Linked DNA regions of Homo sapiens: regions 2 and 3 are each linked to region 1. Evidence: chromatin loops called from intact Hi-C (ENCODE). Cell type or tissue: heart right ventricle. All regions are shown on one strand. Links, peaks and the distances in the headings refer to the core of each region. The heading gives the core; the rest is flanking DNA.

The links. Peaks named below come from ENCODE experiments on the same cell type or tissue, not always from the same donor. Only the 100,000 strongest peaks of a DNase experiment are listed, where the experiment ranks them.
Region 2: a loop joins it to region 1, with 4 times the contacts of the local background. A loop is called at or near these places in 18 of 110 quality-filtered maps.
Region 3: a loop joins it to region 1, with 4 times the contacts of the local background. A loop is called at or near these places in 14 of 110 quality-filtered maps.

What each region holds. Positions count from the first base shown.
Region 1 is chr20:46,127,569-46,138,015 of GRCh38, forward strand. It overlaps CD40 (CD40 molecule), which reads left to right. Exons shown (of 9, transcript NM_001250.6): 7 at 570-656; 8 at 762-790; 9 at 1,314-2,290. The coding sequence ends at 1,472. Among named protein-coding and RNA genes, the nearest start is that of CD40, 14 kb to the left of the region's middle. RefSeq lists enhancers at 2,352-2,501, 5,500-5,549. In heart right ventricle, for the core only: a CTCF peak has its summit at 5,218 (motif pointing right); a DNase peak (open chromatin) is centred at 5,263; H3K27me3 peaks cover 4,287 bases.
Region 2 is chr20:46,319,449-46,329,895 of GRCh38, forward strand. No RefSeq gene overlaps it. Among named protein-coding and RNA genes, the nearest start is that of CDH22, 16 kb to the left of the region's middle. RefSeq lists a silencer at 4,336-4,525. In heart right ventricle, for the core only: a CTCF peak has its summit at 5,723 (motif pointing left); no DNase peak of the experiment used is centred there; H3K27me3 peaks cover 7,375 bases.
Region 3 is chr20:46,676,112-46,686,558 of GRCh38, forward strand. TP53RK (TP53 regulating kinase) reads right to left here. Exons shown (of 2, transcript NM_033550.4): 2 at 8,254-10,447. It also overlaps a transcript of SLC13A3 not described here. Among named protein-coding and RNA genes, the nearest start is that of TP53RK-DT, 8.0 kb to the right of the region's middle. RefSeq lists an enhancer at 7,189-7,700. In heart right ventricle, for the core only: CTCF peaks have their summits at 5,425 (motif pointing left) and 5,625; DNase peaks (open chromatin) are centred at 5,430, 7,710, 8,000 and 8,420; H3K4me3 peaks cover 1,267 bases; H3K27ac peaks cover 1,653 bases.

The DNA.
Region 1 (10,447 bases), core at 1,625-9,624:
TTTTCAATTTTGTCCTGAAACAATTTCATCCCTTGCCTCACGCTAGTCTCCGCCCTGCCTTTTGGTCTTTCTTTTATTTTCCCACTTTGAAAAAAAAATTCGGCATGAGAAATACTTTACCTTTCCCCTCCACTCTTCTATACCAAAAGCAACATGCAGACATGAATCATGCTAGACCTCGGCATTGGGCAGAGAGCAGGGAGTGGCGGGGAGCATGGTGAGCAGGTGGTGACAGCCACTGCCACCACTCGCTTCTAGATGGTTCCCAGGTGGGGAGGCTGCCAACTGGAACCCAGTCTTCCCAGTTTGTAAGAGAAATCAGATGTCTAGGTTTGAATATGTGATCTCCCAGTTTAAAAATGTCGGCAAATATTTCCAAACGTTAAGAAAATGTTCTGGCTCCTTTAAAGACATCTGCCAGCCACATTTCCCCAAGGACCGCGGTTTGAACCTTCTGATGTAGATGAGCTCTGACATTGGAAGATTCTGGAGTCTGACAAGTCACAGCAGGTTGAGGGTAGGGAGAAACTGCAGGTGAGGGGTGCATGCTGAAGTCCTGATTTCTCCAGGTCCCCAGGATCGGCTGAGAGCCCTGGTGGTGATCCCCATCATCTTCGGGATCCTGTTTGCCATCCTCTTGGTGCTGGTCTTTATCAGTGAGTCCTCAGGTGGGGAGGTGTTGGGGGAGGGAGGGGAGACCACCTGTTTCTTATCTGGCCTCTCCAACTCCCCATCCTTTTTTTTTTTTTTTTTTTTTTTAGAAAAGGTGGCCAAGAAGCCAACCAATAAGGTAGGTCACCCCTGAGAACCCGGGACAGAGTTTTGACAAACTGGGAAGATGGCCTCACGGTTGCCTATGGGGCAGTAAAACTGATTCAGAGTCTGTCTCTGCAGCCAGTGGGGTGGCAGCAGAATTGGGGACTGTCATCCCCACCCACCATGCTCCTTCCATCCAGAGCTCAATCCCCCACAGAACTGCCCCTGGCACCACTGGCAGAGCCTAACACTGGCTGTTCTTCACTCCTTTCCTGGCATTCAACGCGTGGGGAGCTGCATCTTTGGGCCTTGGGGCTGGGTCAAATGGGTGGGAGCAAATGTGGCAGCCCCTTAAGCCCACTGGCTCCCACTCTGGAAGCTCTTCGTCGCCCTTGGTGTGGCCAGCAGGGGGCAGGAGGCACCCGAGGAATCAGCACTGACCCGCCGTCTGGGAAAGGGGGGAGGGCTTGGGGAAGGGATCCGCTTCCCAGGGAGGGGCTCCTCAGAGGCACAGCTGCCCCTGCTGCTGGGGGTGACCTCACACCTTGCCTCTCCAGGCCCCCCACCCCAAGCAGGAACCCCAGGAGATCAATTTTCCCGACGATCTTCCTGGCTCCAACACTGCTGCTCCAGTGCAGGAGACTTTACATGGATGCCAACCGGTCACCCAGGAGGATGGCAAAGAGAGTCGCATCTCAGTGCAGGAGAGACAGTGAGGCTGCACCCACCCAGGAGTGTGGCCACGTGGGCAAACAGGCAGTTGGCCAGAGAGCCTGGTGCTGCTGCTGCTGTGGCGTGAGGGTGAGGGGCTGGCACTGACTGGGCATAGCTCCCCGCTTCTGCCTGCACCCCTGCAGTTTGAGACAGGAGACCTGGCACTGGATGCAGAAACAGTTCACCTTGAAGAACCTCTCACTTCACCCTGGAGCCCATCCAGTCTCCCAACTTGTATTAAAGACAGAGGCAGAAGTTTGGTGGTGGTGGTGTTGGGGTATGGTTTAGTAATATCCACCAGACCTTCCGATCCAGCAGTTTGGTGCCCAGAGAGGCATCATGGTGGCTTCCCTGCGCCCAGGAAGCCATATACACAGATGCCCATTGCAGCATTGTTTGTGATAGTGAACAACTGGAAGCTGCTTAACTGTCCATCAGCAGGAGACTGGCTAAATAAAATTAGAATATATTTATACAACAGAATCTCAAAAACACTGTTGAGTAAGGAAAAAAAGGCATGCTGCTGAATGATGGGTATGGAACTTTTTAAAAAAGTACATGCTTTTATGTATGTATATTGCCTATGGATATATGTATAAATACAATATGCATCATATATTGATATAACAAGGGTTCTGGAAGGGTACACAGAAAACCCACAGCTCGAAGAGTGGTGACGTCTGGGGTGGGGAAGAAGGGTCTGGGGGAGGGTTGGTTAAAGGGAGATTTGGCTTTCCCATAATGCTTCATCATTTTTCCCAAAAGGAGAGTGAATTCACATAATGCTTATGTAATTAAAAAATCATCAAACATGTAAAAAGAAAAACGGGGGTGAACATGCTGGGTGACATGAGCTATTTAACCTGCTGTCAGGCTCACGGAATGAGGGCATTTTCTGTAGATAAATAAGAATGTCCCCAGGCTGCTGCCCCTCCAGGGTGGTTTCCATGTGTGCTCACATGTGGTATTGAGATTGCAAAGTGCTCTTCCCATTTGATTCATGTTCACAAAAATAGCCTTCCCCAGCAGGGTGGGTCTGCATCCCTCCCTCTTTTACAGAGGTGGAAATGAGGTCCAGAGAGGCGAAGTGACTTGCCTGTGGTCACACAGCGGTGTCTGGTGGTGCCATGCTCAGAGCTCCTCACTCTGGGTCCTGAGCTCCTCCCAGATCTGCCTGCTGTCTGGAACTGACATCTGTAGCTCCTTCCCAGGGAGATCCTGGGTCTCTCACCGCCTTCTGACCTCCCTGTGGCTGCAGGAGCTACTGCTTCTCGGTCAGATGGTATCCCCTTCCCCCAAGCAGTATCTCAGGATAAAAATAAACCATCCTGTTCTCTTTTCCTGCTGAGCCAACTGAGGGGGAGCCTAGCCAGGAGGAGCGGCAGATGGAGTGGGAGCAGAGGGGAGGGGAGGGGAGGAAGGTTGGAGGACAAGGAGGAGAAGGAAGAGCAATGCAAAGTGCCATGCAGAACCCCGGCACAAAGGTTCGAGGTGAGGTTTAACCCAGGGGTCTCAGCCTTTCCCAGGAAAGAACCTGCTTTGGATTTCCCCAACACATCCTGCTGGCTGGAGGGTGTGGGGCGATGGGGGGCAAGGGGAGATGTGGAGAGGGCTTATCCCAGTGGAGGCTGTGAGGGCAGCTGCGAGCCAAGAGAGGGGCACCTGGCTTGGCAGGCTTCCCAGAAGAGCTTCAAGAACCATTTGGATACACCAGGTGGAGGCCTTTGGTTTAGAAAGTGGAGCAAAGTGGTGGTGGCGGGGAAGGGGAACTTTGGGACCTAATTCTTGTCTCTTATCTAGAGCCTAAGAGTGAGTGTTGTTCACTTCTTTGGTGGTATGGTGGAAAGAGACCAAAGACCCACGCCTGCCACAGATCATCTGTGTGGCCTTGGATGAGTCACTTTCACTGCTTCACTTCTCAGTTTCCCTATCTGACAAATGGTGACAATATCTGCAGCAGACGCTATTGATGCCTCCTGTGTTCTCTTCTAGGTCAGAGCTTCTCAAATTTGAGTGTGGGTCAGGCGCAGTGGCTCACGTCTGTAATCCCAGCACTCTGGGAGGCTTAGGTGGGCAGATAACCTAAGGTCAGGAGTTCGAGACCAGCCTGACCAACAGGGCAAAACCCCGTCTCTACTAAAAATACAAAAATTAGCCGGGCATGATGGCGGGTGCCTGTAATCCCAGCTACTTGGGAGGCTGAGGCAGAAGAATCACTTGAACCCGGGAGGTGGAGGTTGCAGTGAGCCGAGATCATGCCACTGTACTCCAGCCTGGGCAACAGAGTGAAACTCCATCTAAAATAACAACAACAACAATAGCAACAACAACAACAACAATAGCAACAACAACAAAACTTGAGCGTGTATCTGGACCACCTGCAAGGTGGTCCTCTCCACTATTTTCAGAACTGGAAGGATCCTTAGAACTCCTAGGGACCCATCATGCATCCGGGAACAAAAGCCCAGAACTGAGTAACTTTCCTGAGGCCACATAGAAAGCTCCTGGCCAATCTCTGTTTAGAACCAGAACGTGCTAACGCTGCCAAGAATAACCACCTCTTCTTGTTAAAGATCGTGGGGCCCCACCTCCTGTGTTTCTGATTCTGTGGGTCTGGGATGGAGATCAAGAATTTGCATTCTAAGAAGTTTCCCAAGTGGTATTGATGCTGCCGGCCCAGGGTTTATACTTGGGGAACTACTGCCTTCATATTTCTTTCTTTCTTTCTTTCTTTCTTTTGAGGTGTTGTCTTGCTATGTTGCCCAGGCTGGAGTGCAGTGGTGCCACCCCAGCTCACTGCAGCCTCCATCTCCCAGGTTCAAGTGACTCTCCTCCCTCAGCCTCCCAAGTACCTGGGACTATGGGTGTGCGCCACCACGCCTAGTTAATTTTTTGTATTTTTAGTAGAGACAGGGGTTTCACCATGTTGTCCAGGCTGGTCTTGAACTCCTCACCTCAAGTGATCCTCCCGCCTCGGCCTCCCAAAGTGCTGGGATTACAGGGTGAGCCACCGCGCCCAGCCAGCATTCATATTCCTATACTGTGTAAGCAGCCAGTTTCTGACTGCAAGCACTGGGGATCACTTGCCTCAGGGCTTTTCCAGGTCTTGAAAACATGCTTGGTGCAGAGGCAGGCCAGGTAAGCTGTAGATGGGGGAGTTAATTCCCCGAAGTACTTTCAGCCAGCCAAGGTTGAAAGTGGGAGGATAAATACTCAAGCTTCCTTGCCCTTGGGAGGGACAAATGTGAGCTGTGTTCTACAGTGTCTCCGAGGCTCCCTGGAGGGACTGAGCTATGGAACCTACAGTGGGCACTCTGCACTGATTCCCATCCTTTCCCTGTCTCACATCCCCTCTCCACCACTGGTGCTTCCCGGGTTCAACTCCCAAATAAACGACCTGCATTCATCCCTAGTCTCAGGATCTGCTTCTGGGAGAAGTTCCCCCTGAGAATCAGCAGAGCCCATGCACAACAATGTGCAATTTTGTTTTTCTTAGCGTCCCTAATGAAGGGAAGAGGTGGTTATTCTTGGCAGCGTTAGCACATTCTGGTTCTAAATAGAGATTGGCCAGGAGCTTTCTATATGGCCTCAGGAAAGTTACTCAGTTCTGGGCTTTTGTTCCCGGATGCATGATGGGTCCCTAGGAGTTCTAAGGATCCTTCCAGTTCTGAAAATAGCGGAGAGGACCAACCTCTTCAGGGTGTAGGGTCCTGCCCGGTGCGTGGACGGAGGGGGTGGCCGTGAGGCGCGCATCAGCCAGAAGGTGGCGCCAAGGTAACGCCCGAAGACCCTGGCGGCGGCTTGGGCTCCCTGAGTAAAGTTGGGTTTGCTGACTCGCCCCACACCCGCCCACACTTGGAAGAGGAGACCTTTCTTCCCTTGACCCCATCAGCCTGAGCCTCCTGAAGCTTCTACTCTGCAACTTCATCCATTCCCAGGTCTCATCCTTGTCATGAATACTTCCTTCCTTAACAAATACCAGCTGCGGTCCCACTGTGTGCCCCATCCGGAGCTAGGGTTGTGCACAGTGACACTGCTAAGACACTGAGTGCTCACTATGTGCTAGGCACAGCGCTAAGGACTTTGCATGCATTGCCTTAATCTTTATGACAGCCCTGCGTAAGACGTGGTCTCTTACAATATACTTTTTACAGATGAGATGCAGAAGTCAAATGACTTGCTAAGGTCTCGAGAGTTAGAGCTGGAATTTGGACCTAATTAGGTTGACTCAAAAGCCTGAGGTTTTTGCTCATTCAGTGAGTAGGAAAGTAGGCATATGTTGCGGGGTGATGTAAACTCATGCCCGCAGGGGCTGGAGAAAGGGCTGGGAGTCAAGTCAGGTGGCAGACGCTAGGCAAAATGGAGAGGCTCTGCCCATCTTTGGGGGACAGCCTCCATTGGCTCCTTCCAATGGTTGCCGAGCAGGAATGAGGGTTGCAGATTGTCTGGAATCTGGATTTTTTTTTTTTTTTGAGACAGAGTCTCGCTGTGTCGTCGCCCAGGCTGGAGTGCAGTGGCATGATCTCGGCTCACTGCAAGCTCCGCCTTCCAGGTTCATGCCATTCTCCTGCCTCAGCCTCCCGAGTAGTTGGGACTACAGGCGCCCACCACCATGCCTGGTTAATTTTTTGTATTTTTAGTGGCGATGGAGTTTCGCCATGTTAGCCAGGTTGGTCTCGATCTCCTGACCTCGTGATCTGCCCGCCTCGGCCTCTGAAAGTGCTGGGATTACAGGCATGAGCCACCGTGCCAGGCCTGGAATCTGGATTTTTATGTGAACTCTTACTATTTTTAAATTCCAAAAATTGGTCAAAAAATCCACAAAAGTGGCCGGGCATTGTGCTCACGATTGTAATCCCAGCACTTTGGGAGGCTGAGGCAGGCAGATCACCTGTGGTCAGGAGTTCAAGACCAGCCTGGCCAACATGGTGAAACCCCATCTCTGCTAAAAATACAACAAAATTTGCGGTCATGGTGGTGCGTGCCTGTAACCCCTGCTACTCAGGAAGCTGAGGCAGGAGAATCGCTTGAACCCTGGAGGTGGAAGTTGCAGTGAGCCGAGATTGCACCACTGCAGTCCAGCCTGGGCAACAAGAGCGAAACTCTGTCTAAAAAAAACCAAAAAAACAAAAAAACCCACAAAAGCTTGGTGAGAGCATGGGAAAGCATGTCACAGACGGCTGGGATTAAAAGAGACTGGAAACTTCCCTGTGTCCTATCCTTTTGTTTTTATACGTGGGGAAACAGAGGCACTGAGAAAGTCCAGAGCTGGCTCAGGCAACATGTCCTGGGCAGCTTGTCTCTCTCTGTGCCCAGCCAGGAGTTGAAGAGCCCCTGGGGGCTTAGGATCCACCCTGTGCACCCCAGGTAACCAGGGCCTAAGGCACTGATGCTCTGGGACTGAGGGACTTCCCTTGGGAGAGGCCTAGTTGTGTGTAGATGTCCTCCTCATTCTATGAACAGTCCCCCGACACTCCCACCCGTGCAGCCCCAGCCACAGGCAGGAACACACACCAGCTCTCCCACTTAAGCCTTCAGGCCCTGCAGTCAATTCCTCGGGCAGCAGAAGTTATTAAAGACCCTGCCCCCAAGGACTTCTCTCCCACCGACTGATTCTGGCACAGCAAATTACAAACCCATCTGTAGGGGTGGGGAGATGCAGTTTTAATTTGTAAAAACAAAGAAAGAAAAAAAAGAAATCTATGCTGTGGTCCTGGAGTTGGGGAAATGGAGGAAGCTCCTGAGGGGGCTCCTCCTGGGATGAGCAGTATGGTTACCGTGGGTGCTCCAGGAGAAGCCCAGCAAGGTCGGTGAGCAGCTTGGGCCCAGCCAGCTACAGCCAGTGGGCAGGGGGTGAGGGCGCCTCTCTCTTCCTATGCTCGCCCTCCCTTCCTGTCCCTGGGGCTCCCTGCTGACTGGCACATCCCTCTGGGCCTTGGTGCCCAGCTAGTTCTCTGCCTCCCGCTCACTCCAGTGCTCCTTCCCATCCTCTGCAGCATCTGCCCGCACCCTCCTTCCTGCTTTCTCCAATGCTTTCTAACTACCTCCTTTCCCATCTCCAGCTATTCCGACTCACCTTGTTCTCTTTTGAACAAGTGTTATTATTCTGCCTAATTATAAAAGTCATGCTCATGCACCACACCCCTCATCCAAGCAATAAACAGGACCAGGGAAGTAAGACCACTTGTAAACCTCCCACCCCCTGCTAACCACAAGATATGGGTCCTTCTAGACTTGTTTTCTCTGAGATAAACATTTTTTTTTTTAAACTTGGGCTATTATTATATGCATTGTTTTGTAAGCAGCCTTCTTTGCTTAGCAGTGTACGGCAGACGTCTCTCCATGCCAATTACATAGAAATGGACAGCATGGCTTTTTTTTTTTGGTCTCACTCTGTCACTCAGGCTGGAGTGGCACGATCATGGCTCACTGCAGCCTCAACCTCGTGGGCTCAGGTGATCCTCCCGCCTCAGGCCCCTGAGTAGCTGGGACTACAGGGATGCAACACCACACCTGGCTAAGTTTTGTGTTTCTTTGTAGAGATGGCATTTCGCCAGGTTGCCCAGGCTGGTCTCAAACTCCTGGGCTCAAGTGATCCACCTGCCTTGGCCTCCCAAAGTGCTAGGGTTACAGGCCTGAGCAACTGCACCCAGCAACAGCATGCTTTTTAATTGGTGCATAGGATTCCACTGTAGGGCTGGATGCTGATTCATGAAGAGGCTCCATGAAGTCCCTCCTGGACTTTCAGGCAGTGTTTCTCTTTCCTTTTCCTCATGAGTCTCTCCCTGGTGCCTCCTCCGCTTTTCCTCTCTCTCCATCTCTTCGTCTCCTACCTCCCATTTTCTCTCCACCTTTCACTCTCCCCTCCTCTCTGACTTCATCCCTGAGTCCCCACCCTTAGTTTCTCCTGTCTTCTCCCCTCCACACCCCACTCTCCCCAGCCCTACCCATTCCCTCTGACTCTCTGCTCCCTGCGGAGGGTGGGGGGTCCATGGTGTTTAACACCGGCTCCCACATCAGACACGTGCCATCTCATTAGCGTGCCTGTCCCCCAAAGTGAGGCAGGCAGGAGCCACAGTAGCAGCGAGAGGCCTAATTGAATGTAACTAATTATTCACTCCCTTAAATGGGCCTGGGAGGGACAGAATTACTCACTCTGAACTGGGGAGACAGGGAACTGGCCGCTGGCAAACAAATCCTGGGGCCTGTGGAGAGGGCTCTCCTTGGAATACTAATTAGGGCCGAGTGATGGGATAAAATCAGGGACAGAGACGCCTCTCCCTGCCCTCCCACCTCGTCTGGGAAATTGGGGGTCAGGAGGAGGAAGGGACTCTTGTGTGAATCTAATTGAAGGACCCCTGGGAAGTGTTAATACGGGGTGGGGGCAGGGGAAATGAAATGCTGAGCCTGGGGCTTGAGGAAGGCAGGGGGCTAATGTTTAATATGGAGAGAGGCGGGAGGGCACAGCAGTGCCTGAGGGAAGGAGCTGGCAGCAACCCCAGAGCCACCAAGAGCTGAGGGAACCCCACTGGCTCCTGGGAGGAAGCCCTTCTCCTCCCAAGCACTACCAAGTGCCAGGCCCTGTGCTAAAGACCGGTGTTCCAAATCTTCTTGAAGCCCTTTGTGTGTTGGCTCACTCCGTATCTCAGATGAGAAAAACTGAGGCTCAGAGAGGGGAAGCGGCTCCTTCATCCATGATCAGGCAGCTAGAACATGCAGGGCGGGGCCTCGGTTCCACCTGGCTGCAAAGCTTCTGTTCCTAACCCCTAGAATTACCCAGGCCACATCCCAGACCAATTAGATAAAATTTCCATGGAGGTGGCATGTGACGGTCATAGTCTAGGCATCAGTATTTTTTTTTTTTTTTTTGAGACAGTCTTGCTCTGTCACCCAGGCTGGAGTGCAGTGGCGCGATCTTGGTTCACTGCAACCTCCACCTCCTGGGTTCAAACGATTCTCCTGCCTCAATCTCCTGAGTAGCTGGGATGACAGGTGCCCGCCATCACACCAGGCTAACTTTTGTATTTCTAGTAGAGACGGGGTTTCACTATGTTGGCCGGGCTGGTCTTGAACTCCTGACCTCAAGTTGATACATCTGCCTTGGCCTCCCAAAGTGCTGGGATTGCAGGTGTGAGCCGCTGCGCCTGGCCAATCATCAGTATATTTTTTTAGAGCTTCCCTGGTGATTCTGAGATTCAGCCAGAACTGAGGACCCCTGGTCTGGACTTTATTTCCCTATTTGAGTCACTGCTTCTATTTCACAAGTGGCATCCATCCTTCTACTGAGCCAACCTGTCCCAAAGGACCTCTAGGCTCTATCTAGCCTTATCTCTGGGACTGGTTTCCAGACAGCTGGGAGCACGCAAGTTGGGGCAGGAGGGACTGTGTGGAATAGGATGAGGGAGGGTTCTAATGTCCAGGGGTGGACCCAGGGTAGAAGACCTGAATGCAGCCCCAGGAGACTCTGGGATGCATCATTCTGGGCAGCTCCTGAAGGTCAAAGGTGAGAAGTCAATTAGGGATTGTGCAGATATGAAAAGAAGGACAAATCACACGATGGAGAGACGTATAGAATGGAGAGGTATGTGTGTGTGCATGCGTGCGTGCACGTGTAGTAAGGGAGTGGTTGGTGTGGGTGGGTATAGTAATCGTGATTCTTGATACCATTTATGTGCCAGGTGCTTTTCCCATATTATCTCATTTGGTCCTGACAACAGTCCTTTGAAGGTGTATGGTCATCCTTGCAGCTGAGCAAGGTGCAGCTCAGAAAGGTTGAGTAAGCGTCCCAAGGCCACACGCAGAACCAGTATTCAATATCTGGCTCCCAGTTTCAAATCCCATGCTCCTTTCTCCTACTCTGCCTTGATTGTGCTATTGCACTTGTGATCTCTTCTCTAGCAGGTGTTGGTGTGTGTGCATGCTGGTTAGGTGTGCATGATGTGCGTGTGCTTGTGTGTGTGTTGCTCCCTCCTTTTGG
Region 2 (10,447 bases), core at 803-8,802, 190 kb after region 1:
TTGTGCCAACTAGTCAGTGCCAATTCTGTTCATCCCTCCTCTACTCATGCATAGGAGAGGTCTGAAGTGGGAGTCGGTGCATTTTATGCATGTGCTGTGGTGTGGCACGGGGACCTTCAAAGCAGGAGTGTGCTGGGGTTCAATCTCTTGGGTCACAGCTCTGTTCCTTGCTCACTGGGTGACCTTGGGCGAGTCACCTCCGCTCTCTGGGCCTGTTTCTTCTTTCTTCCTCTGTCAAATGAGGAGAACCACTTCCCAGCTCCCAGAGTGGCTAAGAGGCTATGGAAGCATGTTTCAGGAAAGTCTGGCAAGTGCTGATCTCGTGTTGTGGGAATCCAGCAAGGGGAGGGGGCTTGCCAAGACCTGCTGAAGAAGACTTGAACCTCAACCTCTGAGCTCCTCTCTGCCTTGTTCCCCTGCACAGGGCATGGACAAGGACGATATTCGAATGTGTAACAGTTAATAATGGCCATTGGAGCAAGACCCTGGAGGCCCTGCTGGGCCACTTGTAACCCATTAGTTGCTGGATCCTGGGAAGAGTCAGGTGTTCTGGGGCAGAGCTGGGTGTCAAGGAGGTGGGCTGAGCCCTTGGGAAACTCTACACAGGCAACCACCTATTTGCCCATCAGAATGGAAAGATGTCAGCATTTGAACACCTGGCACAGCCCTAGTGACGTGTGCTGGCTCCACCTAGCCTGTCATGGGTCATCCTCCAAGATGGGCCAGGACACTTTTGTGAGTGACGTGGCATTTAGAGATCATTATTTATATGCTGACCCTATGTCCCAGAGATTCTGCTCCTGGGTGTAAATTTCAGTGAAATTCTCAGCATGACTGGGAGGAACAAGTCTGAGGATTCTTGTGCCCATGCTGTGTTGAGGGGAGTTGGAGGCAACCCACCTCTCCTCCCTGGGGGAGCGTACAGGAAGACATGGGAGACACACCCTGCAGAGGTCCTGGCAACTGTTAGACAAGTGTAGAGATGGCCATGGACGGATCTTTAAAACATGAGATGAAAGGAGCGAGGAACCAACTGGGATCTATGGCATAATACCATCTATTTGAATTAAATGTGCATTCAGATGGTGCTTATATGAATTTATATGTGTGTTGAAATTTATAGAACTATGCGCCCAAAGAAAGTCAATGTTACTTTGTGATAATTGAAATAAAATAAAACAATATAAAATAAGACAAGTGACCACTTTCAGAGGGCTCATAGTCTAGGAGGGGAGATACATACGAAAAAATTGCATTTATACAAAATCATGCTCATTTGCAAGAACACATATAAAACAAAGGATCTCTTGTGATCTTGCTCCATTATCTTGCTCCAGGAGCTCCCAGGTTAATGCAGAAGACAGACAGAAAAATCCTTACTCCAGTATCATCAGGGCTGTGCATACATATGAGGCACTCTGGGACCACAGAGGAAGGAACAATTTATTCTGTCTAGGGGAACCCCAGAAAGCTGCCCCTGAAAACAATGATATGTAATTTGAGTCCTCAATGCTGTCTACGAAGAGTTCATGGCATAATATGATCTCCCTACCAGAGAACAGGCAACACTTAATCCAAGGGAATGAAATTGAAATAGTGGGTTTTAGTTGCCATGGGAGAAGATGTAGTTGGCCAGGGGTCCTTTCAGGCTGGGGACACTTCTTGCCTTATCAGCTTCTGGTGTCTGGGCCCCCTGCAACTCAAGCTGGGATTGAATAGGCAGGCTGTGTCCCCATCCCGAGAGGCCTAGCGTGGTTCCCTGAGTCGGAGAAGAAAGGTGGCCCTCCTTGCATCTGCCTGGGAGGCTGCTGTGGCCTTCCTGGACTCCTCCATCCTGCTTCCACCTTCAATCCATCACCTTTTGCTTGCTCCCCTTCCATCCCAGTAGCACATGGCCCAAGCACAATCCCTGGCCAGCCCTTTCCTGCTTTATCACCAGTCTCCCTTGTCTCTCTCTCACACAATTCCCTTTATCCTGTAGTCCAGAGAGAGCATCCTGAAGTCAGGTCTTCTCTGGGGCTCTCCATGTACAGATCTTCATGGCCCTCAGTGCAGTTCCATCCCCTCTCCTGGGCTCCCCAGCATGATATCTCCCTGTTCTCACTGCACTCCTTACCCTCAGATATCGCTAGACCACCTGAGTGCTGCCCTGCTTTGCTCACAGTGCCCCATCTTTTGGAATTCCTTTCTACTTTCCCTCCTACTTCCCCCAGCTAACTCCTATGCACCCCTCAAGACCCAGACCTCACCCCCTCCTGGAAGCCTCACTCATCACCCAGGACTACAACCCCCAAACCTCTCCTATTGCAGACTAGAGCACACTGAATTGAAACCGTCTTCTTACTTCTCTGTTAAAGGGCTTGGGTTCAAAGAGCTGGCTTTAGATCCAGGTGCCTGAATTCACATACTGATTCTGCTGTACTGCACTCTTGGACCAGTTATTTGACCTTTCTGGGCCTTCTATTTCTCATCTGTACAATGGAAATAGAAAGAGTACCTATCAGAAAAATAAAAACAAACAAAAACGCTCCAAACCACTCAAATACCCACCTCATGGGGATTTGGGGAGGAATAAATGAAGCAGTGGGCATGAGTTCTTGGCTCAGTGCCCAGCACATAGTAAGTGATCAATAAATGTTGGCCATTATTGTCTGTCTCCCTCCACCAAGCCAGGAGTTCCTGGAGATCAAGGCAGAATCTGATCTGCGTTTGGGGGCCCAGCACCTCCCCAGGGTCTACTTGTTGAACAGTTATCTGCCAGACATTCCATTACTGTGTACTAAGAGATTCCACATAGGTGCCCACCATTAGCATATTTGAGCCATGGGTCTTAGAACTGGCACTCAGATTGGAGTTGTTCCATGCTTTTGATCTGGGGCCTGGCAGTGTCTATGATGGGAGTGAAGGGGCCACCGCTAGCCAGATCTCTTTCCCTGGCCTCCACTCACCTGCCCCCTGGCCGGGTTCCAGCCTCCCACTCAAGCCATCCTCTCTGGGTGATGTAGCATGTGAGGCAGAGGACAGGGTCCGGAGTAGGAGCCATCACCAGCCAGACTGCCCTTGGTCTTGCCAGAGGCCTCCTTGGTGCCCGCCTGCCTGGCTCCTGCCTGGCTCCCAGCTCAGTTGCAACCTTTCCCAACTAGGCTTTCCTGCCTGGGTGGCCCTTGGCCTCATTAACAAGGAAGTGTTCCTTGGCAGCATTACTAATTAGCAGCAAAAGACGATTAGTGTCATTAACAGACTCAAAACATTTGTATTATTAGCTCCTTGGTGGTTTGGGGTTGCCTGGACCTAGGTAGGGATGGGAGCCTCCCGGGTGGAGAGTGGACTTGAGAGGGAGCTGGCAGGAGAGGCAGTGAGACAGAGGTGGCGGGGAGGGAGCTGGTGAGAAAAAAAAACCACGAAATTTAAAGTGAATGAATTATTTACTGCAGGAAACAATCCCGGACTCACTCACTCTGACTCAGAACATCCCAAACTGTAATCTGCGGCATTTTTCACATCTCCCTAGTGTGCGGAGTGATTTTCTTTACAATTGGATACCAGAGGCCGGGGGAATCTTGTAAGAGATTGGCTTAGTATTGATCATGTGTGTCTTCCTGGGTCCCTGGCTCCCACCCACCCTCGAGGCTGGCATCTCCAGCTTGGACAACACCCTAAGGCTGGCTGGGGCCAGAGTCAGCCCCAAGTGGGAGCTGATGAGGGGGCCATGACCCTGGTGAGCATTTGGAGCCACGAGAATAGGCCCCTTGCCCTAAAATGAGCTGAATGTCCCTGTTTCGGAGTCACCTCACCCCAGCATGGTCACTGAAGGAGCCCCTGCCATGTTGCCATATGTTTCAGATGCATTATGTCATTATCCCTTCCAAGAGTCCTAGGCTAGATATTATTAATCCCATTTTTCAGATAACAATAAGAGCTACTCTTTATCGACCTCTGCCTAGGTCCTAGGCACCGTGCTAATATCTTTCATTTATTATCTAATTGTTTCCTTAAAACAGCCCTGGTTATGGAGAGACTCAGAGAGGTGACGTGGCTTGCCTAGAGTCACACAGCAAGTGGCAGAATTGGCCCCAAATCCTGGTCTCCCCCTTGCCGTCACGGGGCACACACCGACCCCTCTACCCCGGGCAGCAATGGAAGGAGGGTCAAAAGATAAGGGACATAAAACCCAGGGTAAGGAAAGACAGCAGGTGTTCCCTGCTACTCGGGTGCCCCTCCCAGTGACTCCCTGACAGGGCCATGCTTCACCTGGAAGGACGTGTCTCCAACAGCGAGCATCAGGTGGCGTGGAGCACGTGGAGCACAGCATTGCTCACTCATGGCCAGAGGCTGTCTTCAGAGCAGAGATGAGGAGTCTGGCTGGCTGGGAGGACCAGAAGGACCCTGCTGGGCTGACAAGTTTCGCCTGCTGCAAGGTGCCTCTGGCCCTGAGGGTGGGGGGTCTCCATGGAGTCAAGGAGGAGAGAGGCGGCGCTGAGTGCAAGGAGGCAGAGAAAGCTTCCCAGCAACGGCAAAATCCAGGCTCTGGATCTGCCTCTGGCCTCTCTGCTTCCCTTCTAAGGAGGAAGGGAAGGAACCTGAGTCCCAGGCTCTGGTCCTGACAGGGCTGGGCAACTTTAAGTGGGTGCCCGCTCTTCTCTGGGCTTCTGACTTTTCATCTGTAAGGTGAAATCTTTGTTGCTTAAAAGGGCTCCTTACTTGAGTTCCAGTCAATGAGGTCAGCCGTTGCCCTAGGTGTAAAGGTGGGGACAGGGTAGTAGGTGCCAAATCTCCTCCCACCACTGCCTACACCCCCACCCCCCACCCTGGAATGCTAGCCTGTCGGTGTGGCAGTGACCTCCAATATCGGTGGTGCCAACCTACCCATTTTATAGATGGGGAAACTGATTTATAGAGATGGGAGTGGAGGTCACATAAGGGATCCGAGCCTATGCATTCTGACCCTTGGCCAAACTCCTCTTTAGTCAGCCTTACCCAGGCTGCAGGGGCAATTTGGCTCTAAGGCCACTTTGTTTGGGACTGAGGGACCACAGGCACAGGACAGGCAGAGGGAGCAAGAAGTGGATCCCACAACAGGCTTGTGGCTCTGGCATTCGGCCACTTTTCTCTGTCATCGTAACTGTAAATAAGGCATCTGGGAGTCCTCCCAGCACTTTAACAGATTTAACAAGCAGTAGCATGCGACCCGCAGTCCAAATGGATTTTTTAATAATGAATAAGCATTTATTTAACAAGTAATAACAGTTTTACCACCCTCCGGATCCTCGGAAGTCCAGAGGTCTTGCATTAACGCCTTACACAGGCATCTTCTGCTGCTATCTTTTGTCCATTTTTCTGGTTGTTTTTCTCTTATTGATTGGCAAAAGCTCTTTGTATATTAAGGGTATTAACCCTTTACCTGTGATATGCAAATATTTTAAGTCTGTATAATTATTAAGTTTTCCTTAGGGCATATAGAAGTTTAAATGTTTTATGTTGCAAGGTGTTTTTTTGTTTGTTTGTTTTTTGTTTTAATTTAGAGACTTCTGAGTTTTCAGAATTGCTTGTGAGCCTGAGGAAACCTGTGGCTCTGTTGCAGAAATCCTCAGCTGAGTTCAAACACAAGAGCCCTGGCCATGGAGTACAACTGTGGGTGAATGCCTCTCTTGAGACCTCGGTGGCCTCCATATAATAATGTGTTGAAATAGACAACCTCTCAGCTGCCCCCTGCAGGAATGTCCCATGATTGTAAGATGGGATTTTGCAGGGAAGAGGCTGCAGTGCACTCTGAGAGAGGTCCCAGCCATACAGTCTTTCACAGGTCTATCTCCCCCACCACTTCCAGCCCCTTTGAGAACAGGAACTGCGTCTTTTCATTGCGCTGTCCTTAGCACCTTGCAGAAGGCTGCCTGCCTCATAGTATGCCCTCAGGAGAAATTTACCCATCTGCACTGCTGATTGTACCTGGAAGTGAGCCCTGGCTCCATTTCATGCCCCTGTCTAGAGGTGGTAGAATGGAGTGGATAAGACAGTGTGCTCCCTGGGTTTGGATATTGACTTTTGTTTGCTGGCTGTGTGGCCTTGGGTAAGTCGCTTCACCTCTCTGAGCATGTTTCTTCATCTGTAAAACTGGGGCAAGTCCTCCCAGAGCTGTCTGGCAGCATGAATGAAAAACTGATCTAGCAGCCAAAACACATGATTCCTGCCATGTCGTGGGCAATCAATACACGTCAGGCCTCTTGTATCTCCACTGCTGAGTGGAGTGCATTCCATCTTGAGATGCTAAAAAATCTTCAGTGTTCCCACAGTTTGGGTTCCAGAGTAGACCCTGAGAAATGGATTCAAGGGCAAGTAATTTATTTGGGAAATGATCCCAGGAAGCACCAGTAGGACAGTGGGAAAGTGATACAGGAAAGGCAGGCAACCAATACCGGGTGCTTTATCAAGCCTGTTACTACTGTGGGCAACTGGAGCTCAACTCTGCTGGGGAATTCTGGGAGGGAGAATAGGACTCACATCACAGAGCAATCCACTCCCATTCCCCAGCAAAGGGTGAGGGAGGAGCTGGGGTACTTATACTCTGGCTTCAAATAGTCATCAGTTAAGAGCTGGACATTAATTTCCTGACTCTTTCAGTCTGCCCACTGGGAAGCAAAGTGGCTCTGGAGGCCTGAGAAAGGAACTCAACCAGGCATGCCCTGAAAGGCTAAAGATGAGGTCCTGACACCTTTTTGGAAGGGCAGGTGAAGCAGACATCTCAAGTAGGATGGCCCCAAAAGATTTAAAGGTAGGATTCGGTGGCAGAAGGGGAGTTAATGGGGCCTGATTCTTTGTTGCTCTCCACTCTGATTGCCACCTGAAATTGATAGCTGGTACCAAAGGGCAGTAGTGTCACCTTTCAATAAGATGAAATCTATGTCTCCAGCGGATGGAGACGACAGGAAGATTTATCAAGGCCCTGGCAAAATTAACATTTGGACGGGGGACACGGCAAGAACAGCCTCCAGAGGGGGTCTCTTTGCATTTATTCTGGCTGGTTCCTGCCAGCGGCTGGACTGGAAAGAGCTGCAGGGGTCAGCCATCCAGCTGGCCTCTCAGGGAGGGACGCCTGGACAGACAGATGCAGACACCCAGGGCAAAAGGAGACTGGAAGGAGAACTGTCATCTTTGCTGAGCAGGGAGGCCACCAGGGCACTTGGAGCTGAGTCCTTGCCCTGCCACTCACTTGTTGAAACCCTTTGCCTCAGTTTCCCCATTTGAAAGACAAGGGTATTGTGCTCAATGCTTCTAGCTCTGGCAATCTCTGAGACCATGACACAGAACAAAGCTCTGCCCGGGTGCTATCCCAGCAGTCTTGGGAGGTGAGCATGAATACATCCACAGAATGATGGCTAGCCTGGGTTGAGTACCTATTACGTGTCAGGCACTGTGATAAGTGCTTTACTTGTACTTCCTGTAATACTTACAATAGCCCCATAAGGTAGGCACGGTGGTTTCTGCATTTTGCCTTTGAGCTCAGAGAAGCCAAGTGACTCACCCAGGACTACACAGTGAGTTTGGGGCCAGGTAGACATCGAAACCCAGGTCTACCGGTTCCCAGTGCAGGGCTCCTTCCACTGTAGTCATCCTGGGTTCCAGTTCCAGGCCCTCTGATACTGAACTTCCAAAGGAGTCTCAACTTCTCTCTTGCACAGGAGGATGTATCCAGAGCTCAGGTTCTGGATCAAGATAAACCTGGGTTTGAATCTCAGCTCAATCAGGTCCTTGCCGTGTGGCCTGGCCTGAAACATTCCACGGGAGCCTCTGTTTCTTTGTAAAATGGGCATTGGAGCCATGTCTATCATGAAGATGACATGAGGCAACATGCGTAAAGGGCCGGTCTCTAGGGTCACTGGGAAACAGGCTTCCATGTACGGCCTCCTCCCCTCTCCATTATTCCACTGTGGACTTGCAGAGCTGTGTGGTTTGCATCTGGGGCACATGTGGGAATTAATTTGTGCTAAGGAGGTGAGGTCCTCCCTCCAGGTGAGCAGTGTGGGACAAGGGACCCCAGCAGGCCTGGAGGATGCTGGGACAGAGGCCTCCGCTCAGAGAAGGAGAAAGGCAGGGCCGATGGAGGAAAGGCAGGTGTTGGGAGCAAGTTCCCCTGCCCCACCTCAGACACTTGCACTGAATGCGCCCTCTGAAGCCCCAGCCTTCTACCCTGGAAACACCCTGGGCCCTGGGGTGGAGGAGAAGGAAGGGAGCCCTTGGTGGGAGCTACAGAAAATTAAAGCTAAAAATATGTCTGGGTCAGACCTCAGTTTCCCCATCGGTGAAATGGGTGCAGGCAGTAACACCCCCACCTTAGGCCTATTTGAGCGTAACGGGGTTTTTAAAGTTGGGATTCTAGGCCCCTCACAAACCTGAAAGACATTCACTGTGGGTGCTGTCTGGACTCTGAGCAACTTACTTAACCCCTCCATGCCTCAGTTTACTCGTCTGTGCAATGAACGTAATCATACTTAATGCACTGGGCTGTTGTTAGGATGAGGGGGTGAGGAGTGCTGTCCTGAATAGCACTAAGAACAGTGTCTATGTCTAGGAAATGCTATGCAAATCATGGTTGTTGTTTTTATTACTAATATTATTAATATCATTATCATCATCTCAGGTGAGGGAATGCGGGGCCCGGAGAGGGGCAGAGGCTTGGGAAGGCCACATGATGGTCAGGACTGTAGCCTAGGAGTCTGGCCTTGGACCACAGCCTCAGCCCAAGTCCTCAAACATCCCCTCCCCCATCAAGGCTGCCACATCCCCCTCCCTCACCAGGGAGTGAGAGGAGGCCCAAATCCAATTAGCCTGGGAGCCAACTGCAGAGCATCGCCCCTTTAATATCGCAGGAGAAGCTGCAGAGATAAATGAGAAATTAGAATTCCGCTGGGGTCCCTGAGACCCGCCTGCCGGCCCGCCCTGGGCTGGGGCTGCGGCAATTCTCCTAGGGACCCAAGGAGCTGTCTGAGCCCCAGTGGAGGAGGTGCCCCTGAGGGGCCCTGGGCCAGTGCCTGAGTTTCTCCTTAGGCCTGCCAGCCGCTCCTACTCCCAGCCTCCCATTGCCCACCCACCTTCCCCGCTGCCGCCATCCCACTCCCCTCCCCGTCAACCATAGAATTCACCTTTCCTCTCGAGAGACCCATTCCTCTCCTCCTTCCACAGCCCCTCCCTCCCAGTATCCGAGGGCATCAGGGCAAGGTCTAACCCCATTCTTGGCACGCCCCCGCTTCCCCTTCCCACTCCCCTCCTCTCAGTCCTAACAAAACCCAGGATCCTTCCCTCCTTGGGCTAGGACTGACTCTGCAGCTGAGGCCTCTCTTGGGCCTGGGGGATTCTGGGGAGGACATCACTAGTCCCCCTCAAGGAAGAGGAGGTTCAGGGTCTGTAACAGGAGCTCCTCCTGAGCGTTCCAGAGTAGGTGTGCAAATGAGGCATCTGCAGCCCCCTCCTCTAGAGGGTAATGGGCTGTCATACAAAGCCGGCAGGTCACCACCACAGCCCTGCTGTGGCCTTCCATAGCTCCCTGTCTTGCACAAGACTCAGTTTCCCCTTATGTACAATGGAGAGGGGCTGACATAGGTGCAGGCCTAAGATCTTGGCTTGGACACTTGGCCCAACCCTGGGAAGCAGGCAGGCCCCCCTATCATCAACCCAGCCCACCCACCTGCCTCCCTCCCTCGGGGGACATATTTGCTGCTGGGAAAGTTAATCCATTACAGTTTAAAGGCTCCGTTCCTCGCTGGCAGTAAATTACCTGCTTTGCATTTTGCAGCAACAACTTAACGGTATTAATTTATTGTGCTCTGTCTTTAACAAACATCATTATCATATTGCCAGCCAGGATTATGCAAATGGGAGGGACAAGGGAGAAAGAGGCTGAATCTTGTCCCCAAAGTCACCTTGATTTATTAACTTTGGGGCCCTGCAATTGGCCAGGTCTGGGAGGTGCAGGTGAGTGCAGAGGCCAGGAGAACCCACAAAGTCTGGGCAGAGAGAGTCCTGAGGCCAGAGGGGGACTCCCAGGGGAGGGCACCCTTGGAGGGAAGGGCTGGCTGGGGCTTAGAGGGATTCCCTTGTCAGGTGACTTTGGACAAGTCCATTCTGTCTTGGGCTTCGGTTTCCCCACCTGTAAATGGAGGTTGAATTAAGAGGTCCCTGGAGCTCATAACATATGAACTTGAGATTCAGCAATACATTGTGAATGAGTGAGAGAGAGAGAGAGAGAGTTTATGTGTTTGGGCAGGGTGGGCTGAGTAGAGAAGAAGCCACGTGGTCCTGGGGCTGCAGTGCCCCCATGCCGGGCTCCCTGGCTGCTGCGGCTCCTGAGCACCAGGCTAGTCATGGATGGGCACATGGTGGGAGATGGGTGAGCTGGGGCTGAGAAGAGAGGGGTCTAAGGGAAGGGGCTACTTCTGGGCTGAGAGTCTAAAGG
Region 3 (10,447 bases), core at 1,652-9,651, 550 kb after region 1:
TTGGCCAGACTGGTCTTAAACTCCTGACCTCAGGTGATCTACCCACCTCGGCCTTCCAAAGTGCTGGCATTACAGACACAAGCCACCACCTGGCCTCACAGCTTTTTATTGAAGTACCACATAAATACTGAAAAGTACCCATATAAACATGCCTGCAGTTTCATGAAATTTTACAAACCCAATCCACCCACATAACCAGCATCAAGCTCAAGAAATAGAACTTGTCCATCCCCCGAGAAGTCCCCAGAAGCCCCCTCCAAATCACTGCCCCTTCACCAAGGGCAGCCACTCTCTCAACTCTTTTTTTTTTTTTTTTTTTTTTTAGTAGAGACAAGGTTTCACCGTGTTGCCCAGGCTGGTCTCGAACTCCTGAGCTCAGGCAATCCGCCCACCTCAGCCTCCCAAATTGTTAGGATTACAGGCACGAGCCACTGCGCCCGGCCCCTTTTTTTCTTTTCTTTTCTTTTTCTTTAGTTTGTTTAATTTTGTTTTTAACTAAAACTAAACTGTGTCATCCAGGCTGGAGTGCAGTGGTGCAATCACAGCTCACTGCAGCCTTGAACTCCTGGGCCCAGGAGATCCTTCCCGCCTCAGCCTCCCCAGTCGCTGGGACTACAGGCATGCACCACCTTGCCTGGCAGATCTGAACTGAGATTTAATAGAATTCCTGGGCTGCGTGGAAACAGTGGGGACGACGGCAGAAGTGGGGAGAACCATGAGAGGCAACTGCAGGGGTTCAGGCAAAAGATCACATGGCCTACGCCAGGGTGGCCAGGAGGGGGAACGGAGAGTAGTTCCAAATTCATCAGCTTCTTTTCTTTTTTTGAGACAGAGTCTCACCCTGTCCAGGCTGGAGTGCAGTGGCGATCTCGGCTCACTGCAACCCCCATCTCCTGGGTTCAAGCGATTCTCCTGTCTCAGCCTCCCAAGTAGCTGGGATTACAGGCGCCCACCATCATGCCTGGCTAATTTTTGTGTTTTTAGTAGAGACAGGGTTTCGCCATGTTGGCCAGACTGGACTTGAACTCCTGACCTCAGGTGATCCGCCCACCTCGGCATTCCAAAGTGCTGGCATTACAAGCACAAGCCACCACCTGGCCTCACAGCTTTTTATTGAAGTACAACATAAATACTGAAAAGTACACATATAAACATGCCTGCAGTTTCATGAAGTTTTACAAACCCAATCCACCCACATAACCAGCATCAAGCTCAAGAAATAGAACTTGTCCATCCCCCTAGAAGTCCCCAGAAGCCCCCTCCAAATCACTGCCCCTCCCCCAAGGGCAGCCACGCTCCCAACCTTTTAATTATATTTTGAAAGTAAAGCTGGCAGGATCTTTTGCTGGATCGAATGGGGGCGAGGGGAGCTGGTGAAAGACAGGAGTCAAAGAGAGCCCCCAGGTTTGGGGTGAAGTTCTGGATTCCTGGGGCTGCCATTTACTAAGATGGGAAACTTGTGATGGGGGCAGAGACTATGGGTGAAACCAGGGGTTTGTTTTGGGACCTGTTGAGTTTTGGGATGCCCGTGAGGCCCTGGGGAAGATACATGCCATCTTATCTAAAGGTTGCAAATTCAATGCTCTCAGGGACAAGTAACAAGAGGAGTAAGACATATCTCACTCTCCTCTTACCTCTGTAAGAAGAACAACGGGACCAGCGTGATGACAAACAGTGACTCAGAGCCAAAGAGCAATAGGGAGCAGTGGAGACTGGGGCAAATTGGAAAGCACAGGCCCCTCTAAAAGAAGAGGTGTTAGAACAGGGTCCCGTGTGGCAAGATCTCCTGACGATGTTTCCAGAGAAGCCAGATGTCTAGATTTTTACATATGAAACAATCCATATGTATGTTTGAAATTGTTTAACATTGGCATATGAAATTGTTTAACATTGGCAACTAAAAAGCAAACATTATGTGAACCCAAGAAAACTGCCTACAGTTACAGCCACCCACTGGACCTAGATCAAATCTTCCACTTTACAGGTGGAGAAACTGAGGCCCAGGGAAGTCTAGAATTTTCCCCAAACTCACAGAAGGAGTTGGTGGCAGACTTTGGCCAGGCCTTGAATAGGCTGGGTCTCAGTGCCGGGTTCTCACCTCCCAGGCCTTGGTAAGAAGGGGCTGGAGTTAGTCTGTCTCCTTCACTTTGATCTAAATAGAGAGGCTCTAACCTGACAGTAAAAGGCAGCAAGATGCTATGAACAAGTATGGCTTTGGCGGCCTGGGGTCTCTATCTGTGTTGGTTAGGAATGCTTTTGGCTTCAAGTGATGGAAAATCTGATTTATGGTAGCTTCAGCTTTGGAGACGTTTACCTGTGCATATAATAAGTCCAGAAAGTGAGGTCTGAGGTCACTAAGAACAGACTCACACTCTGCCCATCCCTCTACCTCAACATCTTCCTCTCATTGACTCTTTACCATCAGGGGTGGCCTCATGGCCTCCAGATTGCTGCTGAACCTCCGGTTATTGCCATTGCATTGAAAAGCAGACATTGTTGATGGGGATGTGCTGGTGTCAGAGCAGGGAGAGAATTCTTACATCTTCTCACCTTCTAGGAGAAGCAAAATCTTCCACAGAAGCAATCTTCCCAGATTTGCTCTTGTATCTTATTGGCCAGAAAAGGGTCACATGCTGACACGGTTTGGAGGTTTGTCCCCTCCAAATCTCAGGTTGAAATGTGACCTCCAGTGTAGGAGGTGGGGCTGGTGGGAGGTACTGGATCATGGCGGCAGATCCCTCGTGAATGGCTTGGTGCCCTCTCTGTGGTAATCTCTGAGTGAGCCCTGGCTCTGTTAGTTCACAAGACAGCCAGTTGTTTAAAGGAGCCCGGCTCCTCCCCTTCTCTCTCTTGTTCCTGCTTTCACCATGGGACACTGCCTGCTCCCCCTTTGCCTTCCACCATGATCGGAAGCTTCCTGAGGCCCTCACCAGAAGCAGATGCTGGAGCCATGCTTGTACAGCCTGCAGAACTGTAAGCCAATTAAGCCTCTTTTCCCTATAAATTACCCAGCCTCAGGTGTTTCTTTACAGCAATGCAAAAGGCCTAATACACATGCCCATTCCTAATCAGGAACCGATCTGACCTTTCCTGAGATGAAGCTATCTTCGCCTAAAAATATCTAGACTAATTGGGATTCTGTCCAAAAGGAATAAGAAGGGTAGGCCGGGTGCCATGGCTCATGCCTATAATCCCAGCACTTTGGGAGGCCGAGGCAGGCAGATCACTTGAGGTCAGGAGTTCGAGACTAGCCTGGCCAACATGTCAAAATCCTGTCTCTACTAACAAATACAAAAATTGAGACCATCCTGGCTAACACGGTGAAACCCCGTCTCTACTAAAAAATACAAAAATTCGCCGGGCGTGGTGGCGGGCGCCTGTAGTCCCAGCTACTTGAAAGGCTGAGGCAGGAGAATGGCGTGAACCCAGGAGGTGAAGCTTGCAGTGAGCCAAGATCAAGCCACTGCACTCTAGCCTGGGCGACAGAGCGAGACTCCGTCTCAAAAAAAAAAAGGGGGTGGGGGATGGGCTCACGCCTGTAATCCCAGCATTTTGGGAGGCCAAGGCAGGTGGATCATTTGAGGCGGGACTTTGAGACCAGCTTGGCCAATATGGTGATATCCCCGTCTTCACTAAAAATTCAAAAATTAGCTGGGCGTGGTGGTGGGCACCTGTGATCCCAGCTACTGGGGAGGCTGAGGTGGGAGAATTGCTTGAACCTGGGAGGTGGAGGTTGTGATGAGCCGAAATCACACTACTACACTCCAGCCTGAGTGACAGAGTGAGACTCTGTCTCAAAAAAAAAAAAAAAGAGGGTGACTTTTGGTAGGCAATAATGCCTGGCACAATTTCTACCATTTACAGGCTGATGACTCTGGGAAAGTTGCTTAGCACCTCTGAGCCTCTACTCCCCCATCTGTAAAATGGGTATGGCAGATGGTATTTTGTTTCTTGCCCTCTCAGCATCCATTTCCTATTTTTCTGATGACATACTTTGATTTTCCTTCAGGTAGGAGTTTTCAGAACAGCAGCCTCAGCATCACCTGGGAAGTTGTTAGCAATGCAGATTCTCAGGCCAGTCTCAGACCTTTGATTCAGAAGCTTTGGAATGGCAGCCTGGCAAGGTGGGAAAGTGCGTCTTGTCTACCCTTAGCTTATAAGGGGAACAAATGGAGCTGTATTATAATCACCTGTTTGCTGTTCTCTAAAAATAGTAGCCACTTAAATGACATCACGATAATGATATTGCTCATTGTCACCATGTGCCATGCACTGTGGTAGTGCTCCAACTGCTCCACGTACCTCCTTATATGGATGCTTGTGGTGGACATGGATGTGCGACCCAGATCCCTTAAGGAAGCACCTATTGCCCCAGAGGCAGGGAGAGTGGTCAGCAGTCAGCTCCTGTGGTCAGCTCCTCCAGGGATCAACTCACAGTAGGCAGAGAGTGGCCTTGCCAGAGCTCGTGTCCCTTCCAGGCGTGACACCCCCAACGACTGCATAATGTGAGACTGCAAAGTCCTGGCCATCTCAGGCCATCTTGTGACATCTCTGAAGAGCCATTTCAACTGCAGAGCTCCCGCAGAATTGACTGAAGCTGCTGCTGGGTCTCAGCTCCAGTTCTCCCTCTGCCCGCTCCTGTGTACTCTGCCCTCTCCTGTGTCCTCTGCCATCTCCTGTGTCCTCCATGCTGTGGATGTTGATCCCAAGGGCAGCTCAACTGTATCTGAGTCTGCTTCCTGGGGATCCTGACCAGTGACAATACTCACAGCAACTCCACCATGCAGCACCACTGTGAGTCCATTTTACAGATGAGGACACTGAGGCTCAGAGAGGTACAAGGAGGGGATCCTAGGCCATGCACCTGGTAAACAAGGAGACATGGGCTGGGAAGCCAGCACATTTGTGAATAGAGAAGTGGCATGTTCTGGCTTTAAAAGGGTCCCCTGGGCTGCTGAGTAAGGAAGAACGGAAGGGGCCAGGACAAGGGCCTCCCAGGCCGCGGCTGGACCTTGTCATCCCTGCAGCTTCTTCAGAAGAGCCAGACGCAGCCCATGTGCTCACTAAGTACCCAGTGAAGGAGTGAGTGAAGAGAGAATGGATGAAAACATTAAGACTGGAAGGAACTAGACATCCTCACGTCCGTCTCCCTCATTACATGGTGCATAATTAGCACAGTGCCTGCTACACTTAGGTGCTCAGCTAAGGTGGCGTTGAGTGAATAAATGAACACGTTCAAGGAAAGGAGGGAGGGAGAGAGGGGCATGGACTTGGGAAGAAAAGATGGAAGTAGAGGAAGGAGAAGGGGAGAAAAGAAAGGGAGGAAGAAAGAGGGGAAGGAGGGAGGAGGGAGGAGGAAGAGAAGAGAGAAAGTGAAGGGAGGTTTACCTGTTCGCACCAAGAATGACAGTAACTTACGACCCCTGGTGGCAGAAAAGTGCACAGTCCATTGAAATTGCGGTGCCTAGAATTAAAGGACGCAAGGGAAGACTCCTAGTTCCCCAAGAGGTTCAGGCTGCATTCATTTGTTTTCTATTGCTTTTAACAGAATACTTAAAACTGGGTAATTTATAAAGAAAAGGAGTTTATTTCTTACTGTTATGGAGGAATACAAGGTCGAGGGGGCACATCTGGTGGGGGCACAGCCTTCTTGAAGGTGGGGACTCTACAGAGACCTGAGGCGGCACATGGCATCATGTGACAAGGGGGCTGGGTGTGCTAGCTCAGGTCTCTCTTCCTCTTATAAAGCCACCAGTCCTGCTCTCATAATAACCCATTAATCTATTAGTCCACACGTGGATTAATCAATTCATGAGGGCAGAGGCCTTAGGATCCAATCACCTCTTAAAGGCCCCATCTTTCAATACTGCTAAGTTGGGCATTCAGTTTCCAACACATGAAATACGGGGAACACATTCAAACCACAGCAGGTGCAGACCCTTGTAAGAACATGGGCTCCTCCATCAGGGCTCTGGCAGTCAGTGACAGCTGGGTTAGGACTAGGGTGAAGCAAGTGAGGCACAAATTTAAGGAGGCATCCAAAAACTCAATAATCCAAAAAATATCTTAATGGGATGGTTTTAAAAATCAAATTGGCAAACTATCGCCCACGGGCCGACTGTCTGATTTGTAAATAAAGTTTTATTGGAACCAGGGTCAGGAATATGGTGGATTCTTGCAGTTAAATCAGAGATTATGCCCTGCATGCCTTCGCTAATGTAGATGTTCCCAACCCCTAAGGTAGCACGTGGTGTGGGCGTGGTCAGCTCAGCTCATCCAACAATAAGAACACAGCTTGTTTGGAGCACTCACTATGCCAGCTTTAAAGCAACTCTACTCTGGAACTACCTCTCTTGGCCCCATGGACTGGCCACAAAAGCACTTTTAAATGTTCCAGGAATGTGGGCCTGTGTCAAGTGTTGGTCGCATCTCGGTGTCATATCACATTTCCCTGGTTCTGCCATTTACTAACTGAGTGGCCTGGGGCAGGACTTAATTTCTCTGTGTCTCATTTGCTTCTTCTGTAAAATGGGTTAATGCATGGAAAGAACGTAACTCTATAAAGTCAGCTGCTGTTGTTAAAAGCATGGGTCTGAATCCCAGCTCTGTCACTTATTGTGACCCTAGGACATATTTCCTATTGCCCAGTGTTTCCTCCACCATAAAATGGAGATTATAATCCTCATCTGGTTGGGTTTAGCTGGGGATTCACACAAAACTGCTAGTGCTGTTGGCTCAGCACTGCAAAGCACCTGCAGCTCCCCGGTGGACGTCAAGGGATCTGAAAGTGCAGAGGGTTCCTTAGCCCTTTGTGAGAGGAACTAGGAAAGGAATCCACTGTTCACCTAGGAACATTTGTTAACCCTTTATTTCCCACTGTGGGCCAAGGGCTAAGTGTGCAGATGGACGATTCTCCTCCTGGGGGCATTTGTGACGTTTCTCCAGTCTCCAATATCTGCCACTCTCCCTCTTGATACTTGCAAAGATCATTACTGCTTCCTGACAGCTGCGGCTACCCCCACTGCTACTGGCCACTGATACCGGAGATAGAAATTATTTAGGCAGATATTCAGGGCAAAAGAGTCCTCGGCGGAATTTCCCTTCTAACAAAAAAGCAGCCCCAGAAATCATTTCTTTTCTAACAAAGAGCAGCCTGAAAAATCCAGCTGCAAACATAGATAAGGAAGCTGGAAGCTTGCACGGGGGAATGCTGGTAGCTGTGCCAATAGAGAAGGGCTAACTGGGGGCCAGGCATGTCTAACACGAGGCTCCATCTTCCCTTTTCTTTTACCACGTGTACAGTAATAAAGAAATGGGCAACATGGCACAGCTCAGGCAGAGAACTCGCCTGCATAATAAAAGACTGGGGTGGGGGTGCCGAGATTCATACCCTGTGCCAATGGCACACCTGGGTCCAACCAGTTTTTCACACCCTATGTAGATCAGACAGCACCTCCTCACCAGCTCATCTATAAAACTCCCTTGCATTTCACTGCAGATCCAGCAACCCATTTTTCCAGGACCCCTCTTGTAGCAGAGCGCTATTCTCTTTCTTTCAACTATTAAATTTCTGCTCTTCACCTCACTCTTTGTGGGTCCCTGTCCTTGATCTCCGTGACCATGAGACAACGAGCCTCGGGTGTTACCCCCAGACAAGCCTGCTTCTCCACCGCGTTCCCTGCCTCAGTGGCTGCCAGGTCCTGTGCCAAGCAGTTGGAGCATGCTCGCCACAGCTTCCACCCTGGCTACTGTTTTTACTGGACCAGCTGGTTTCGGTCGCCTTTTCACTTCCAGGTTTCTTGCTTCCACTCTTGCCCTCTATGGTTTTCTGCCAGCAACCAATGCAACCCTTTCAAAACAATCAGGTATCACCCTGTTAAAAACCCTGAGTCCCATTAAGAACAAAACCCAACCTTGTAACAGGGCCCTGCAGGATCCGGCCCCGCCTCTCCCATCTCATGTTCTGCTCCTCCCCCTTGCTCACTAATGCCGGCCACACCAGCCTTGCTGTCGGGGATGTTTCTTCTTCGCCAACTTCGCACGCCACAGCCTGCCTGGGATATACTCTCTTCATCTCCTGTGTTTCTGGTTTTCCTTCACATCTTCACTCATCACTGTCTGAAACTGTCTTATGTTCCCCAGGAAAGTAAGCTTCATGTTCCCCTCTATTAGATCTCCAGTGCCCGGCGCATAGTGAGTACTAGTGTATTAGTCCGTTCTCACACTGCTGATAAAGACATACCCGAGACCGGGTAATTTATAAAGGAAAAGTTTAATAACTCACAGTTCAGCATGGCTGGGGATGCCTCAGAAAACTTATAATCATGGCAGATGGGGAAACAAACACACCCTTCTCCACGTGGCAGCAGGAAGTGCCGAACAAGAGGGAAAAGCCCCTTATAAAACCATCAGATCTCGTGAGAACTCACTCGCTATCACGAGAACAGCACGGAGGTAGCCGCCCCGAGGATTAAATTACCTCCCACTGGGTCCCTCCCATGTCACGTGGGGATTACGGGAACAATTCAAGATGAGATTTGGATGGGGACACAGCCAAACCCTATCAACTAGGGATTTGTTGACTTAATGCACACGAGCCAACCATACCCCAACAAAGCAGGTACTAGCCTTATAGTACACGTGAGGAAACTGAGGAATGAGGCATCTCATTCATGTTGGGAATATTAATTGAAAAACCTGTCAGCTCCTGTGGCCCTTGGAGTTCCTTGAAAATAATGTTATACGCCAATACTTATTATAGTACTGTAAAGATGCACCATATCCCATATCTCATTTGTCAGTGGAAAGAACACAGATTTGGAGCCAGGTAAAAGTACCTCTTGCTACCTGTGACGTCTTGGACAAGTTCCCACCTTTTGGGGCCAGTTTCTCCATCTATAAAATGGGGATAATGCCTAACTTAAGAGTTATTTTAGATCCAATATAAAAATTCCCAGCCCAATGCCTGGCATGCAGTAAGCAGGCAATTATATTATTTTTCCTCTCTACTAGTCACAACTACCCAGGAAGGGAAGTTTTCACTCATTCCTGGCCATCCGCCCCATGCTGGGCACTTGGGGCATGCTGACTGTGGTGAATGAAACAGACAGGGTACTGGTCCTACTATTATAGAATGTTTGCTTCATAAGAACAGGCACTGACTGTATCATCTCTGAACACAATGGAATGAAGCTGGCAATAACAAAAGAAAAATTGGAACATTTACAAATGTGTGGAAATTAACAGATTTCTAAACAATCAAGGGGTCAAAGAAGAAATCACAAGGGAAATTAGAAAATACTTTGAGATGAATGAAAACAAAAACACAAAATACCAAAACTGAGAGTGTGTGATGACAACAGTGTGCAGAGGGAAATTCATAGCTGCAAATGTCCATATTAAGAAACAAGACAGTAACTATGTGAGGTGATGGGTGTTAATTAGCTCAGCTGTAGCAATCATTTCATAATGTATATCAAAACATCCCACTGTATACTTTATACTTTTTTATAAAAATAAATATTCTTACAAAAGGACAGGCGCTGTGTCTGTCTGGCTCACCATTGTACCCAATACCCAACAGGGTGCCAAGTACCCAATACCCAACAGGGTGCCAAGGAACACAAAAGGCACTCAAAATATGTTTGTTGATTGGAGTTTACAAGGAAGAAAGGTATTTTCTTATCCCTCTCTTCCCTTCCCACCCAAACATAGCTTCTTCTAAGAAAAGAAACTGAGGCTGGGCAAGGTTAAAAGCTAGCTCCTGGTACTTTTGCATCCACACTCAGTTTACCTGTGCCTTAAACCAGACTTCATCAAACTTCAGTCTTCACAAGTCACTTCACCATTTTTGCTCTACCTACTTACTGCCTGTGATAGAAATCAACTCAGTTTGTTTAGCGGTATAAACTTAAAAGGAACTTTAGATCAATCACTTGTCTTAGAAGGTAACCACAAAAATACAAAGCAATAAAAATAAAAACATGTTAACATGAATTTCAGTTGCCTGAAAGCTGTAAGTCTGCTTTTTTAAAAGAGAAATTGGAGTTAAGCAGACTTTTCATTTTTTGATCATGACCCTGAAAGAGAAATATATTTGACATCAAAACTCAGCACATATCCTTGGTCTATATATACACGTGAAAGTTTCATAAAACAATACACTGATATTTTCCATGCTGTATTCTATTTCATTTTTTAAAATGCTGGTTGTATCCCATTAAACTGGTTTCAAAATAAATATAACATGTACACAACAACAACAAAAAAAAACACTGGGTTAGAGGGCCAGTAAGCTCAGCGAGTATCAGCAACTGAGACTTCATCCTTGTCTCACAAGGACTAAAAAGAGAATAATGTTCTCATTATGTGGTTCAATGCCACACCCATGTATCTGAGATATACATGTCACAATCTGGGAGAAGCCTGTCCTCAATTTACTTTAAAT